Regions from separate parts of the Homo sapiens genome. Here region 2 is linked to region 1. Evidence: chromatin loops called from intact Hi-C (ENCODE). Cell type or tissue: prostate gland. All regions are shown on one strand. Links, peaks and the distances in the headings refer to the core of each region. The heading gives the core; the rest is flanking DNA. Region 1 overlaps UBAP2 (ubiquitin associated protein 2). Region 2 overlaps UBAP2 (ubiquitin associated protein 2).

The links. Hi-C counts contacts between places; a loop is a spot of excess contacts. Peaks named below come from ENCODE experiments on the same cell type or tissue, not always from the same donor. Only the 100,000 strongest peaks of a DNase experiment are listed, where the experiment ranks them.
Region 2: a loop joins it to region 1, with 2.4 times the contacts of the local background. A loop is called at or near these places in 7 of 110 quality-filtered maps.

What each region holds. Positions count from the first base shown.
Region 1 is chr9:33,920,478-33,928,752 of GRCh38, forward strand. UBAP2 (ubiquitin associated protein 2) reads right to left here. Exons shown (of 29, transcript NM_001370062.2): 20 at 7,320-7,515; 21 at 6,512-6,603; 22 at 6,140-6,187; 23 at 3,729-3,807; 24 at 3,318-3,523; 25 at 2,902-3,001; 26 at 2,709-2,816; 27 at 2,489-2,556; 28 at 2,210-2,401; 29 at 1,216-2,122. The coding sequence ends at 2,027. Among named protein-coding and RNA genes, the nearest start is that of SNORD121B, 9.8 kb to the right of the region's middle. RefSeq lists enhancers at 4,639-4,878, 6,956-7,946. In prostate gland, for the core only: CTCF peaks have their summits at 1,686 and 4,817 (motif pointing right); DNase peaks (open chromatin) are centred at 3,604 and 4,854; H3K27ac peaks cover 1,415 bases.
Region 2 is chr9:34,019,900-34,028,224 of GRCh38, forward strand. The region is part of intron 1 of UBAP2 (ubiquitin associated protein 2); the gene reads right to left. Among named protein-coding and RNA genes, the nearest start is that of UBAP2, 25 kb to the right of the region's middle. RefSeq lists a silencer at 8,179-8,325. In prostate gland, for the core only: a CTCF peak has its summit at 3,409 (motif pointing left); no DNase peak of the experiment used is centred there.

The sequences.
Region 1 (8,275 bases), core at 1-8,000:
ATTACGCTGGGGCTCAGCTGAAAAATTAGACAAAAACCAAAACTGGGGAATCTGCCTTTCTAACTAACTCACCTCCCTGGTGTATCCCCAGTCCCTTCAAGCTCCTTATAGACGTAGCCATTTGTTAAACTTGATTCTGAAAACGGGAGCTGATACAAGTAGGTCAGTGAAGGATTGAGGGGTGCTCTGCTGCTTTCCTTAGGCAAACATTTTCACTGTCATTTGTTTTCCTAACTTACTGCTGCTAATAGCAGGGATCAGGCAGATCACCCTATTTAATAAAAGTCCTAATTTTACCTGTAGACACTTACCTTTTTTCTAGGTAAGGTCCCAAGCTGTGGGTTAATAGGAGTATCGGTCCCATCTGATGACAGGACCATCGCTCTCAATTGTAGAGGCCAAAAGCAGAAAAAGTAGATTGTGACCCCAGGCTGGTTCTGACACAATCAATCAATCAATCACCTGACTAGCCATTTTATTTCCTCCTTTAACCTGATCTGAAGCAGCGATTTAGGAGTGAAAAGAGAGGCTGTAGCACCTTGGGCAACACTTCTAGGCCCTGAGCTTCCTGCCTGCTGGATTGGAGCACAGTTGTGGTTGGCCAACAGGAGATCTGCCTCCTTCCTATGGCCCTTGGTTACTCCCTGGCTTCTGACCTGACACAAGGTGAATGGTTGGTTGGGCTTTTCTGGAGCAGATATGTAGCCCCGGATCCACCAGCCTACCTCATGACACCCTCACTAGTCACGTGTTCTACCATAGCTTTTGACTGCCAATCAAGATTATGTTCAGTTGATGACAAGCAAAAGACAGGTATACCTGTTCATACTCTCCCTTAAGGCCTAGAACCCTGCTCTCAGTTCTTGGCTTTGCTTCAGATTGTAAAAGTCCACTGAGATTTGGAAAAGAAATTACCCTGCCCTGGTATCCAGTGGACAGGGCTCTGTGGGACACTGCCCTATCCCTAAGTCTCTTAAGGAGCTATAAGAAAAGCCAGGTTAACTTTGATCAACATGGCCTGGGCCCTGTAAGGAGGTTTAGCTGTCCTTACAGCCATTGTGATTTGGGCCAAGAGGGTCCAGTAAAAAGGAAAACCATTTCAAGCCTTTATAGCCTGTGTCAGAAGACTATGACCATGTGGGATCTCCTTTAGCCCTGTGAAGTCCAGGGCTTCTGCCCTGAGCTGCCCTTCAGTCACACCACACAGAGACCATGCATGCTCTCAGAACTTTATTAGGTGGGGATTGGGCAAGAGAAAACCCCTGAAACAGTTGCCCACGTGGTTCAAGACAACTAGAATGGAGATGTGTTGCTTGGAGATACCTTAGATTTTTAAAGGGGAGCTGACTGGCTGAATAACTCAGATTATTTTTTTTTTTTTCATGGTCAGCCAGTCTCTAGTAAGTCTCTAGGGACATGACCAGACCAGAAGCCCCTGTTCTATATGAAGACAAACAGGTGGCCATACTTGGGTGGAGGGATACCGCTGCTATTCCCAGATGAAGATTTGGTGGAAGGAGACCATGACAGATGACAAACGGAACAGTTTCTCAAAAACAGAGGTATGAAGTAATTACACAGGAAAGAAAACAATTTCCAAAGGAGTGAGACAAGTCGTGATTCTTCATTGGTACCTGACCCCTATACCCAAACAGCCTTGAACCAGCCCTTCCAGAGACTGCCCCTAGTGGCCCACTGGGCAGTGCAGGCTGTGAAGAAGACCTGAAGGCAGATGGGGTGGGGGTGCTTATTTTGCTACAGTGGAGAAGGGGCTTGAATGGGGAGGGCAGACCTGGCTAACATCTGCCGCCATCCCCCAACTCCCCCCCAGACTTCTATCACATTTACAAATACATACATAAATACATTACATACAGTAGCCAGTCTGGGAGGCAGACTCCCCACAGAGGCATGGCTGACACATGTCGGGAATTCTAGGAAAGGGCACTGGGCTCCCAAATACGTGCTCGTGTGTTCTCTCCTGCCCAGGATAAGCCTTGCCCCAGCCCACCCCTCTCTTCTGGGTTTAGTTTGTCCAGTATGGAGAGTTGCCGTAGGCAGGTTTGGAGGCTTGAGACTTGGGCTGCAGGGAGCTGGGCTGGCTGCGCTGACCCGAGCCACTCTGAGGAAGAGGAGAAGGGAAGGCTGTCAAGGCTGGAGCAGAACCCCTGGCCCAGAGTAGGGTGGCTGCCTCCATCACTGTACTCACCTGTGCATCCTGCGGAAGGTGGTGGTGCAGCAGCTGTGAGTGGGGCTGCTGGTGGGCTGGCAAGATGTGTAGGAATGGTGGGGGTGCATAGCCAGGGGCCGCTCCCGAGGCCAGGGGCCCAGTGGAGCCCAAGACCGAGGGCAGGCTGAAAGGTGGAGGCGTCCCTGCATGAAATCCCTGCTTGTCAAAAGTCTACAGGGCAAAGAAGACAATGGTGAAGGTCAGGTTGGGCTGTAACCTCTCAAAAACCTATACACCCAACCCACCTTTGTCCCTCACCTGTGTCTTATTGTAGACAGAACCAGTCATATCAGGTAGACCAGTGGTGCTTGAAGACACTGATACTCCTAGGAGGAAAAGCAGTTGTTCCCCACAGCAGTTGTTCCCAGCTCCAGGCTCCCCACCTCCAGGATCACTCAGGGGTTGCCCTGCCTGAGAGGGGATCAGGCAGGAGCCCACCACTCCAGGCCTTATCCTGGAAAGGAGAGGTAAACACTACCTTTGCCAGGCCCAGAACCTGCAGACTTGTTTGGTGCCTGCGATGATCCAGCATAGCCACCTTTGGAGTAGTCTCCTGCTGCTGTCCCCTGGGTCAGGTCGTCATAACCTAGCGTGGCAGGGTACAAGAGGCAAGTGTGAGCCAGGCAAGCCTGTCTAACCCCATGTGTCTCTGTCTGGGAAGTACCCCTCACCTGTACTGTAGCCGTGCTGGCCATAACCACTGGCCTGCTGGAAGGGAGGTGTGGGAGTGCTGAGGTTCACCCCATGTTGCTTGGCTGAGGCTGGAGGGACCTGGGGGGGCAAGCAGATGAGGTATTAGTGTAGGAAGAGGCAAGCTGAGGCTGGTCAGGTACCCCTGCCAGAGCCTAAGGCAGCAGGTGACATACCCACAACCACAGGGGACCTGTGTTTTCATTAGTGCAACACATGCTGGATCTAAACACAGCAGGGGAAAAGTGACCTTGTCCCCAGCCTGAACAGTTTCTGAAGACCAGGTAAGACGGAGTGGAATCACAACCCTCCCTCCCTGCTGGAAGATAGGTCCCAGGTTTCCACCTGCCAGCAACCCAAGGCCAGGAGACACAGTCACACCCTCTGAAATACTCACAAACATGGTGGGGCCATACTGGAAGGCACTGGGCATGCCTGTGTAGTAGGGAAGACCAGTGTAGCTATAGCCAGGTGGCAGTGCAGGATTCACGAAGGGCTGCTGGGCTGTGTGGTGGGTCTGTGATTGGCTCTGCTGTGGCTGAGCTGGTGTGGTAGCGGGTGCAGGGGATGCAGAGTCCCCACGGCCAAACTTTGTGACATCACCTAGGAAAGAGCACTGACTCCAGCCACTGCCCTTCCTCCAACCAGAGAAAGGCCACACTGGCTTCTGCAAACAGGAACAGGTCTGGCTGCCAGCTCAGCACAGGCTACTAAGAGGCCTCTCTCAGCTTGCTGTTGCTGCTTCCCAGCTCCTGGAGTTCGCGCTAGGCCGGCCCCGGGCTACTCCTCATCCATTGAGCAAACTCACCTGGATATGGATTATTAGCTAGGCTCCCATCTCGGCTGGCAAGCGCTGTGGGTGCAGCAAAGGGAATTCCATAGTAGTCCTAGGAGAGACCAGGGAGGCTTGATCAGCGACTGGCCCTGCTTGACTCCCAGGAGAGCAGAACCAGCACATGGAAGTGGTGACGCCACACTCCTGAAACAGACTCCATGCCTGAGAGCCAGCAGTCCCAGGGAACGCCAAGTAAATGGTGCCCCTCGGAAGAGTGTGCAACTAGGCGGCCTGCCTAACACATAAGCACACAGACCGGCCAACCCTGCAGCTTCACCAGGCAGAGCTGCTGGAGACCAAGCCTCACACATCCATTTGACACCACAGGCAGGTGCTTGTGTGAATGCCTCGGGCTGAACCAACTTCGCTGGCTTTTCTGTGTGAGAGACTAGAGCAGCTAGGAAAGCTGACTAAACAGAGCAGACCTGAAAAAGGAGGCAACAGAAGTGCAGGGGCCTGAAAGGTTTAAGGGGGGACAGGGGGCAGTGCCAGGTAGGCACGGGAATAAGCAGGACCCCAGGTGAAGCCCAGAACTGGCCTGTCACCACCTACACTGCTCTCAAAACACTGACATGGCCTAGGACAAGCTTGTCCAACCCACGGCCCATGACAGCTTTGAATGTGGCCCAACACAAATTCGTCTTTCTTAAAACATGAAATTTGTTTGCAATTTTTTTAAGCTCATCAGCTATCTTTAATGTTAGTGTATTTTATGTGTGGCCCAAGACAATTATTCTTTCAATGTGGCCCAAGGAAGCCAAAACATTGGACACCCCTGGCCCAGGACTTGGGGGAAGTATGGCAGATACAACAAAGTGTGGAGACAGAGACGGCAAAGCACAGTGGAGCTTCGTGGAGGAGGGGAGGTCTGACCTGACCCTCACTCACCATCCAGGGCCTCGCACTCCTGGACACACCTGGCCCCTGAGGAAAGGCAAAGCCCTTGGGCTGTGCCCGATCCCAGAAAGGAGCCATCCTGGCTGGGAATGGCACTCACACCCTCCAGGAAACCTCCCGGAAACCCATAGCAGCCTAGAACCCCCGGAAGAGGCAGAGCTGGGAACACACAGAGCTGCACAACTGAGGACGGGAGCAGAGAAAGCCCAGAAGGGGGAGCACTTTCACAGAACACGAGAATTCTCCAGGCAGGAACTAGGCTCACAAGCAGCAGAGGTGAACAAACAACCCGAGGGATAGAAAGAGCAACATATCTCAAAAGGTGGGCTCCAGAGGGTGTTTTCTCTAAGGCACAAAGTGATAAAAGCCAAAAGAGTGCTGTGAATAAGTGTGGAGACCACGGAGAGCCCCTGAAGCAGAATGAATCCCGGGGCTCAGCACCACCTCCTGCAGTTTGGGCCTTTGGCCGGCAGATTAAAGGGCTGCTGGTTTGCACAGTGGGGAGAAGCCGCTCCGCTCCCAGGCTAGGCCTCTGCTTCTGGAAATACGGCCAGCCAGTGGAAAGGGCTACTCTTCTGAAACAAGAGCAGCTCCGTCAGCTCTTTGTGGTGCAGCAGAGAAGGGAGCAACACCCACGGGGAAGAAGGCATCACTGCACAAGGGAGAAAGCCTCTTCCTCCAGCAACAGGAAAGACTGTATCCAGCAGAGGTGGTGTCCAAACTGCCTGCAACTCTCTGACAAGTGCCCTGGGAAATGGCAGAGCAAGAAGACAGTGGCTCCCAGGAGGAAGTCCTGCCCATGGGCAGGGCAAGGAGCGGGCCTATTCCCCTCTGTCCCCACAGTTCTGTTCATGTGGCTATCCCAGGAAAGGCCCACACTGCATTCTGGCACCAACGGTCAGAAGAAAGAGGCAACCCTGGTCTCAGAGTAAGGCTGCAACCACCAGGGACGTCCCAGGGCAGGCATTCTCACAAATCTAGATGGGAGGCCAGACCCAGAAGAGACCTTAAAGACCATCAGCTCAAGCCACTCACTCAGCTGATTGCAGAAGAGCAGTCACTGGCCATCTCAGACCAAAGACACTATATGGTACTCTGAGGAAGAGGAAGACAGTATAAAACTCCAGGGCCACGTAAGCAACCTCCATGTCTTGTGTCATATGGTTTTTCTTTTTAAAAAAGAGAGAGAAAACAAGATGGAGGAGGGAAGATAAGGACCAACATTTAACAGGGGACATGGCCTACCAGGGCCCCAGGTCCCAAAGGCCTTCATGTTTCCCAGGGATGAGCACTGGATACTCTGTGCTAAAGCTATGGTCACGCCTGGCACAACCGCCAGATGAAAACAGCTTTCTCAGTAGTGGTGCTGAGAGGTTCCTCAGGCAGAGGATCCTAAGGGCCAGAGAGTGTGGCAGCCAAGACCATAAGAGGGGGGACATGTAAAAGATTCTGAACCCTCTGCTCCGACCAGTCCATACCCCACTCACCACTGGCAGCCGTGACTGCAGCATCTGGAGCTCGTCATAGCCATAGATCTGTGTGAGAACCAGAAAGTGTATTTTAGGAACCACATACCACACCCTGGGAAGCCCAGGTCCATCTAGGAGTCAAAACAAGGTTGGGGGGCTCTAACACACCCGGGAATGGGATCTGGATTAGCTGTTACGGGAACAGATCCTGCCTTCACGGAGTCTAGATGGAAGAAGACCACCAGGGCTCAGTGGGGCAGAGACGGGGGTGCTCAGGGATGGAAGGGCAGCTCAAGGTGGGCAACCTGGGCCCAACGCCAGGTTCCTGCCAGGTGCCAGCCCCCGAGGCCAGGGGAGCTGGGCAGGCCAGGAGTTCCGCCATACACTCACCGGGTAGGCAGGAAGCAGTCCTCCGGGACCTACGAGGTACTGGTTGTGCAGCAGGGGAGGCACCCCCTGAGGTAAGTTTGGGGGTGCTTTGCCTGTATAGAGGGAAAAATCAAATGGAGTGAAATGGTCACCACAAAGAGTGAGAGTCCTCAGCTGCTTCAGGAGGAGGCACAGTCACTGAGCTACCCCAGATGGGTTCAAAGAAGGGCAGTGGCCGAATGAGGCAGAGGGTCATTCTACAAAGCAGTGAAGGGGAGACAGAAAGCCCGGCCACCACACTGAGGTTGTTTCAACGTCAGAGAGTTCCGGGCCCAGACAAAAGCAGCCCCTTTCCCCCAGTCCCTAAGGTCCCACTGCACTGAGCAAAGAGAAATATAAAAAGAATCTGCCTCCTCCAAAGAGGGCAAGGAAGCCATGCAGTGCCAGGAGAGGGACAGGCTGAGTTCGAAGTCGGTTTTAGCAGCGACCATCAAATCATAGTCTGCTGGGCCTACAGACAGCCTAGGTCTGCAGTCGTGGAGCCCACCATAAGTCATCCCTGGCCCCTCCAAGTCACAATGTCAACTCGGCTCCAGGAAAGAACAAAGAGGAAAGACTGAAAAGCTAGAAGCACGCAGAGGCCAGGAATCCTGCAAGGAAGAATTCATCCCCATCAGGGGTGGGGAGATTGGGCCTCAAGGTCAGTGGAACACGCAGCGCACTCGGCGGGCCTGAGACTCTCCTGACACCTGCACTGCCTTCCTGGGACGCCAAGCAGGCACCTTTGAGGGGCTCAGGGGTGGGCAGGAAAGGCCTCTGGAGCAAATACCTGAGGTCACCAAGGGCGCGGCCCTGCTACTGCTGCTGGATGCACTCGCGGGGGTCCCACCCAGACAGAGGCTGTTCGCGGTGTTCATGCTACTGGACAGGCTGGCGCCTGAGGATGCGGAACTTGAGACGGAGGTCGCTGCCGTGGAGAAGGTGGCTGAGGACTGGTGGGAAGAGGCGCTCTCCACACTGGCATGCTGGCAAAAGAAAAGCCAGGACACATGGATCTGGAGGCAGAGGAGGAGGGTGCTGGGGAGAGCCTGGCCTGGCGCTTGGGCCCAAGTCTCAAGGCTGAGCAGGCAGGCAATGATGTAACCACCCAGGCTCCCTTAAGGTGAGAGGCTCTGTGCTCAGTGCTCACTGCGGCCCCTCACATAGCAGCTGGTTCCAGCCATCAGGATACAATACATAAACTGAACATCAAAACTATTAACATTAAGCTTTAATGACCACAACTCTCTGTAAAAATCCTTCAAGTTGCTCATGCTTGGCATCCAAAATGAGGGCATAGAAATCCCAAGATAACTTCGGATCATAAATGAACACAGACTATCTGAATATGGGACAAGTACCTACCTCAGAGCAAAGCAAACAGTCTGAGAAGAGGCGAGCACAGGCCACAGGAAGCCCAGCGTAAGTCTCAATCTTTTGGAGATTTCCCTTCTATTGGGATTCTCAGCCACTGTGGTCTGGAAACAGGAGGCTGAGAGAGGCCTTTGCTCCAAAACCTGGTGACACCTTTCAGTCCACCAATGCCTCACCAGTGCCCACCTAAAAGGGCATGGCCTGCCACTTATGCCTGTTTGACAAGGTACCCCTGTGAAGAAAGAGTGAACCAGCGGATGCTCCATCAGCCCCGAGTCCCAGAAGCCCTGCCTAGCTGCCCAACCCTAGCAACAGGGTCCTATGAAGAACTTCAAGCTCCGAGCAGGTAGGTGGGGGGCACACCTAGGTGGA
Region 2 (8,325 bases), core at 222-8,221, 100 kb after region 1:
ATCTGTAATCCTAACACTTTGGGAGGCTGAGGCAGGCAGATCACGAGGTCAGGAGTTCGAGACCAGCCTGACCAACATGGTGAAACCCCATCTCTACTAAAAATACAAAAATTAGCCAGGCATGGTGGCAGACGCCTGTAATCCCAGCTACTAGGGAGGCTGAAGCAGGATAATTGCTTGAACCTGGGAGGCGGAGGTTGCAGTGAGCCCACTGCACTCCAGCTTGGGTGACAGAGGGAGACTCCATTATTAAAAAAAAAAAAAAAAAAAAACTAAGAGATAAACACACACATTAGTCTAGGCCTACACAGGGTCAGGATCATCAATACTACCGTCTTCCATCTCCACATCTGTCCCACTGGAAGGTCTTCAGCGCAATAACACATAGAGCTATCATCTCCAATGATAACAATGCAGAGCCAATGATTTTTTTTTTTTTAAGACAGAGTCTCACTCCATCACCCAGGCTGGAGTGCAACGAATAGTGCGATCTCGGCTCACTGCAACCTCCACCTTCTGGGTTCAAGCAATCCTCCTGTCTCAGCCTCCCGAATAACTGGGACCAGAGGCACGCGCCACCATGCCCGGCTAATTTTTGGTATTTTTAGTAGAGATGGGGTTTGGCCATGTTGGTCAGGCTGGTCTCAAACTCGTGGCCTCAGGTGATCCACCAGCCTTGGCCTCCCAAAGTGCTGAGATTACAGGCGTGTGCCACTGAGCCGGCCCAGAGCCAACGATTTTAACAATACATGGAACTCTGTTTCCTTTTTTTTTTTTTGAGACAGAGTCTGGCTCAGTCACCCAAGCTGGAGTGCAGTGGCTTGATCTCTGCTCACCGCAAGCTCTGCTTCCTGGGTTCACGCCATTCTCCTGCCTCAGCCTCCTGAGTAGCTGGGACTACAGGCACCCGCCACCAAGCCCAGCTAATTTTTTTGTATTTTTTTAGTAGAGACGGGGTTTCACCGTGTTAGCCAGGATGGTCGCGATCTCCTGACCTCGTGATCCACCCGCCTCGGCCTCCCAAAGTGGTGGGATTACAGGACCCGGCCGGAATTCTGTTTTCTAGAACGGTCAGTTTTAGACACCCAAAAGCAAGCATTCCCATGATGTGGAAAGATATTCCACTATTTGTAAATCTTATACATTTCAGATTAATAAAATGACATTACAACATTTCTACATATTTTTGATCTGTGTATCATAAAATAAAATAGAGGAGACTAACCATAATTCATCATACTAATTCAGGTACCAAAGAAAATTGTGTCCCTGAAACCTATTTTAGCCAGAAAAGGTCTGACAAGCATTTTTCTGTGTTAGCTGCACTAATATTAACTTATTTTTTCAACAGCTTCATTAACTGGCTTGCTAAAGGCCACAGACATATTATTGTACTGCCTTTTACATTATAGTAACAACCAATTATCTAGAATTTCTCACAGCCTCAATACACTGGTTTAAAACTTTTTACTGCATTTGAATCTGCCTCTCCAGTCAGTATGAATACACATTTTGCATCCTTTTTCAGTTTAACAACTTTATAATTTTGTTGGTTTGGGTTTATCATTTTGGTTGTATTATAGAGAACAAGGTTAATTGTTTTGCCATGATTCCATTTATTTTTAAAGCATTCTCTCAGATATGAATAAATGCATACGAACACACTGTTTTAAAACTGTGATGCATTTAAACAAATGTAAGGCATATCTGTATTTGAGAAAGAATCCATTTGATTTTTTTTTTTTTTTTTTTGAGACGGAGGCTCGCTCCATCACCCAGGCTGGAGTGCAGTGATGTGATCTCAGCTCACTGCAACCTCCGTCTCCCGGGTTCAGGCGATTCTCCTGTCTCAGCCTCCCAAGCAGCTGGGACTACAGACGCCTGCCACCACGCCCGACTAATTTTTGTATTTTTAGTAGAGATGGGGTCTCAACTTGTTGGTCAGGCTGGTTTCGAACTCCAGACCTCGGGTGATCCAACCGCCTCAACCTCCCAAAGTGCTGCAATTACAGACATGAGCCACTGTGCCCGGCCCCATTGGATTATTTTTAAAATCACCTTCAGGCCAGGCACCGTGGCTCACACCTGTAATCCCAACACTTTGGGAAGCCAAGGCAGACAGATCACCTGATGACAGGAGTTCAAGACCAGCCTGGCCAACGTGGTGAAACCCTACCTGTATTAAAAATTCAAAAATTAGCCGGGCATGGTGGCGCACCTCTGTAATCCCAACTACTTAGGAGGCTGAGGCAGGAGAATCGCTTGAAGCCAGGAGGAGGAGGTTGCAGTGAGCTGAGATTGCACCACTGCACTCCAACCTGGGCAACAAGAGCGAGACACCATCTAAAAAAATAAAAATAAAAAAATCACCTTCAGCACTAATACTCTGCAATTCCATCTTAAGTATCTAAAGTGAAGCATCCAAGCTGGGCAAGGTGGCATGCACCTGTAAGTCCCAGCTATTCAGGAGGCTGAGGCAGGAAGATCACTTAACCCACAGTTCAAATCCAGGCTAGGCAACACAGCAAGACCCCTTTTTTTTTTTTTTTTTTTTTTAAGACACAGTCTGGCTTTGTTGCCCAGGCTGGAGTGCAGTGGCACGATCTCGGCCCAGCAACTTCTGCCTTCCAGGTTCAAGTGATTCTCCCACCTCAGCCTCCCAAGTAGCTGGGACTATAGGTATGTGCCACCGTGCCCAGCCGATTTTTTTTGTATTTTTAGTAGAGATGGGGTTTCACCATGTTGGCCAGGCTGGTCTTGAACTCCTGACCTCAAGTGATCCACCAGCCTCAGCCTCCAAAGTGCTGGGATTACAGGTGTGAGCCATCATGCCCAGCCACCTATCTCCTTAAATAAATACATTTTAAGAAAAGAATAAAACAGAATTAAGCATCTAATCAAAAGCTAACTTGTTGAGTAGTATTCCTACCACAAAACCTTTTTAAGAAGTGAGTAGTTTACTCATAGATTTCCAGTTCTGTTGATTGGATTATCTGATCTTTTTCTCACTGTTTATTCTCAGTGACCCCATTTATGAAAATAATCGGCTGGGTGCAGTGGCTCACGCCTGTAATCCCAGCACTTTGGGAGGCCGAGGCAGGCGGATCACGAGGTCAGGAGATGGTGACCATCCTGGCTAATACAGTGAAACCCTGTCTCTACCAAAAATACAAAAAATTAGCCAGGCATGGTGGCACGCGCCTGTAGTCCCAGCTACTCGGGAGGCTGAGGCAGAAGAATCGCTTGAACCCAGGAGGCAGAGGTTGCAGTGAGCTGAGATCGCACCACTCCACTCCAGGGAAACAGAGCAAGACTGTCTCAAAAAAAAAAAAAAAGAAAGAAAATAATCTAGGTGAAATAACAAAATGAGACTTTCTCCATACAGGAGTGCCATCTGGTGATAAAAATCTGCATGTACAGAAGAAATATACTTAACCCATATTCAATGTACATTAATTTTTTGATTTACAGAAAAATGACTTAATCTTTATAGCCTCACTACTATAACCAAACATTTTGATATAATGTACATGAATCCTCACTTGTCAAGGAAGAAAACCATAACTCTTTGTTATAACGCAAACTATTAAAATTTTACTGGTCCATGTTCACAGTATCAACATTAAGACTATATCTCCTTCCAATCATCAATTCTTAATATTCCACAATGAATACGTAATTAGCCTATAAATAATGACCCGGTTGCATGGCTAAACCAGAATAGTTGCTTTGTGAAACATAAAAACTACATGGCTTACTTTATTGTTTGGAAAAAGTTTTTCTCTTAATTAAGGTTTACTGCTCTGGGTTATATATTCATAAATTGTTACTACAAAGACTTCTAGCTTAAAAATAGCAAATACAGGCCGGGTGCAGTAGCTCACGCCTGTAATCCCAGCACTTTGGAGGCCAAGGCAGGCGGATCACGAGGTCAGGAGATCGAGGCCATCCTGGCTAATAAGGTGAAACCCCATCTCTACTAAAAATACAAAAAATTAGCCGGGCATGGTGGCACGCACCTGTAGTCCCAGCTACCCAGGAGGCTGACGCAGGAGAATCGCTTGAACCTGGGAGGCGGAGTCTGCAGGGAGCCGAGATGGCGCCATTGCACTCCAGTCCGGGTGACAGAGCAAGACTCTGTCTCAAAAAAAAATAAAAATAAAAATAGCAAATACAAGGATGGGCGCGGTGGCACACGCCTGTAATCCCAGCATTTTGGGAGGCCGAGCCGGCTGGATCACCTGAGGTCGGGAGTTCAAGACCAGCCCGACCATCTCTACTAAAAATACAAAATTAGCCGGGCGTGGGGGCACATGCCCATAATCCCAGCTACTCAGGAGGCTGAGGCAGGAGAATCGCTTGAACCCGGGAGGAAGAGGTTGCGGTGAGCCAAAATTGCGCCATTGCACTCCAGCCTGGGAAACAACAGCAAAACTCTGTCTCAAAAAAAAAAAAAATAGCAAATACATTCTTTGAAAAATAAAAATAATTGTAAGGGCCTCAGGACATCCAAGAATGCATGCTTAAATAAATTCAGATTAACTTGTCTTCTGTCAGTTGTGCCTCTCCACACTATCACTGAAATGTTATAATACCTAATTCCCTATTCATAAAAAGTCTTAATATTAAAGATGTCCAGCAAAAAAATTTCCAGAGATGAAACAGGTTTCGCACAACAATCACAGGGGATGGGGGATGTGACTGAAATCTTCTGGAAAAACGGGTCAGAAAATAACTTTAACAGGATGCATGATTCAACAGACAAATTTTCCCGTATTAATTTTACATAAAACTTCTGATAAAGCCAGGCGCGGTGGCTAATGCCTGTCATCTCAGCACTTTGGGAGGCTGAGGCGGGTGGATCACTTGCGGTCAGGAGTTCCAGACCAGCCTGGCAAACATGGCGAAACCCTGTCTCTACTAAAACTACAAAAATTAGCTGGGTGTGGTGGCGTGAGCCTGTAATCCCAGCTATTTGGGAGGCTAAGGCAGGAGAATCACTTGAACCCGAGAGGCGGAGGTTGCAGTGAACCGAGATCATGCCACTACACTCCAATCGGGGCGACAGAACAAGACTCTGTCTCCCCAAAAAAAAAAAACTTCTGATAATTGTGAATCCATTAAATCAAGGTAAAAGCGTAAGTTACCAAAATATTCTTCAAGACCCTTAAAAATTGTTACCACCACTGAACTGTAAAAATGACTGAGACATGGAAACTAGACCGTAAAAATCAACACCTTCAACTAACATACTGTTAGGAGGAACTTCTATGTCCTCCTTTTCTGGGAAATGGAGCTGTGTGTAGTAAATAGGAATGCTTCTACAACAAGTACCCAGTTGCCAGACCATAGGAATTCAGTGTACACTTGTGTTCCATCATCTATCACTTTCCACTCCCAAGAGTTCTACTACACTGGAACAGGTTCCAAGAGAATTCTCAGAATAGAAACAGACAAGAGCAAAAGATTCTAAAAATAATCCAGTAGAAACTCAAACATACCTATCTCAAGTTCTTGAGGGGCAGGAAGCACCAGGCTTACTTCAATCTATCCAACCAAATTTTGAAACCCGTATTTATCTCACCTCAAAGTGAATTAAAGATGTGATAGATTTTAACACAGGTAAAGAACTGCTGCTACATTTTTAACTTCTTTAGAAACAAAATCAGCAAAATATAATATAAAGCTTCCTATTAACGATTAAAGTGAAAAAATTGTCTAAATGTAATGAGGAAAGAAAGTCTCCGGCCGAATAAACCAACCTGATAAAACTACAAAGATATTCTCTATGAAAGGAATAGTTTTGGAAAAAAGTTTTAACTGCCTAAAAAGTTTTGTTTCCGTTTTTGTTTTCTTTTTCATAGACATACGATCTTCCCATATTTGCCTAGGCTGGTCTCAAACTCCTGGGCTCAGGTGATCCTCCCACCTTGGCCTCCCAAAGAACTAGGATTACAGGCCTGAGCTACCATGCCCGGTTTAACTGCTGTTTTTTTCAAGGACCTTTCTGAAGATAAGATACCTCAGTGAAACAGCCGCATTTTCAAGTGATCTCAGTTTAGACTTAACTGAAAATGGTTGACTTAACAACCACCAACATTTCTGTTAAAGCTTACATAAGCACAAATTCATCTAACTTTAAGGCATACAAAAAACACGGTCGGGTAAAAACTTTTCTAAAAACCATGTATATACCCTAAACGAAAAGCAAGGACACATTTTATCATTCTGAAAAGTTACAGAACACTTGCTGACAACATACTGAGAAGAGGGAAGATTTCAACAGACATTTAATAAAAGTTTGAACAGTTAATTAAATCCCAAACTACATACTTACACTGCATGTATTTAAGACAGCATCACAAAGCATTGATTGGAAGATAGTTCTAAAACCAGGATGTTGACACACTTGTGCAAAGTATCTCAGCTACTACATCAAATAAATTTACGTTTCAGGAACAGAAAAACTAATGTTTTTTTCAAACCAAATATAATTCAGATGACATGAATTACATAATGGGCTAAGGGTTCAACTACTAAAAACAGGATACACAATTTATGTTAAAGAAGCAAGTCTTCATCAAGAATGTCCAGAGATGCTGTTCACTGAGTCATGAGACCAGTGGTGCAGGGTCTATCTCAAACTGGCAAGGATGGGTCTCAGGTCCTTCATCTATATATGTCCACTCATTCCCAAAATCTAAAACCAATGGTAATGACAATACTAGCAGAAAGCACATACCATTCACTATGTGCCAGACACCATTCTAAGCACTTTATATGTACAGTATTAAGTCACTAATCTTTCCAACACTCTAGAGTACACATTACTTTACTCCCATTTTACAGAGAGGAAACTAAGATACACAGAGAATCACAGCTAGTAAGTGGTGAAGGCAGTATTCAAACCCAGGACATTTGGCTCTACAGTGTGTGCACTTAACTATTATGCTATGTTGTAAGGCTAACTGTTCAGTCACAGATAAATAATAGTTCCCAATTCAGCTTCTTCTTCTATACAACAGCATAACTATTGTTGGCATCACCTGCAAAGCTTGTGCCTGATGACAAAGATCTGGTCTAGATCAGATCTCACCTAGCTTCTCAGCCTTTCAGATACCCATATGTTCTATACTGGTATATTTCTGTGACCACTACTATTATTTTTGTTTAATTTCTAATCTGTGTTCCCGCATTTTCTACTAAGAAAACAGTCAATATTCTCAACCTTCTCTGCAGAGGAAATTCATTTATTCATACCTGCAGAAGACAAAGCTCAGATTAAGAATCTGAGGCCAAGGCCAGGTACGGTGGCTCACACCTGTAATCCCGGCACTTTGGGAGGCTGAGGCGGGAGGATTACTTGAGGTCAGGAGTTTGAGATGAGCCTGGCCAACATAGTGAAACCCTACCCTACTAAAAATACAAAAAATAAGCCAGGTGTGGTGGCGCATGCCTGTAATCCCAGCAAATCGGGAGGCTGAGGCAGGAGAATCCACTTGAATTTATTTATTAAAAAATAAACAAAAGAATCTGGCCTGGCATAGTGGCTCATGCCTGTAACTCCAACAGTCTGGGAGGCCAAGAGGGGGAGGATCGCCTGAGCCCAGGAGTTTAAAACCAGCCTGGGCAACACAGTGAGACCCCATTTCTATTATTTAAAAAAGAAAAAAATAGGCCAGGCACGGTGGCTCACGCCTGTAATCCCAGCACTCTGGGAGGCCAAGGCAGGCGAGTCATGAGGTCAAGAGATCGAGACCATCCTGGCTAACACGGCGAAACCCCATCTCTACTAAAAATACAAAAAAAAAATTAGCCGGGGGTGGTGGCGGGTACCTGTAGCCCCAGCTACTCAGGAGACTGAGGCAGGAGAATGGTGTGAACCTGGGAGGCAAGAGCTTGCAGTGAGCCGAGATTGCACCACTGCACTCCAGGCTGGGCGACAGAGCGAGACTCCATCTCAAAAAAAAAAAAAAGAAAAGAAAAGAATCTCAACTAAATTAGGAGGCCCAGAACAGCCACCAACACAAAGTCTACACCCGTAATCGAGGAGAGAACAAGGTATCTAGGGTGCCAAGAAACTCAACTATGAGATCCAATTCCATGCAGCTCAACTGCTTGTACCCTGCATGCCAGGAGCTGAACAAGCTGATACTTTTATTCTCTGCAGCTGTTAAGGGCAGGGTCAGGCCTCTAGCAGCTGATGGACAAGGTTGAACTCCCCTACACCCACACTTCGCTGACAGAAGAATCACAAAGTTATCTGCTGTTCCATGGATATAACCTGCCCATGGAAAGGATGAGTGCTGGTGAACTCAAACACTA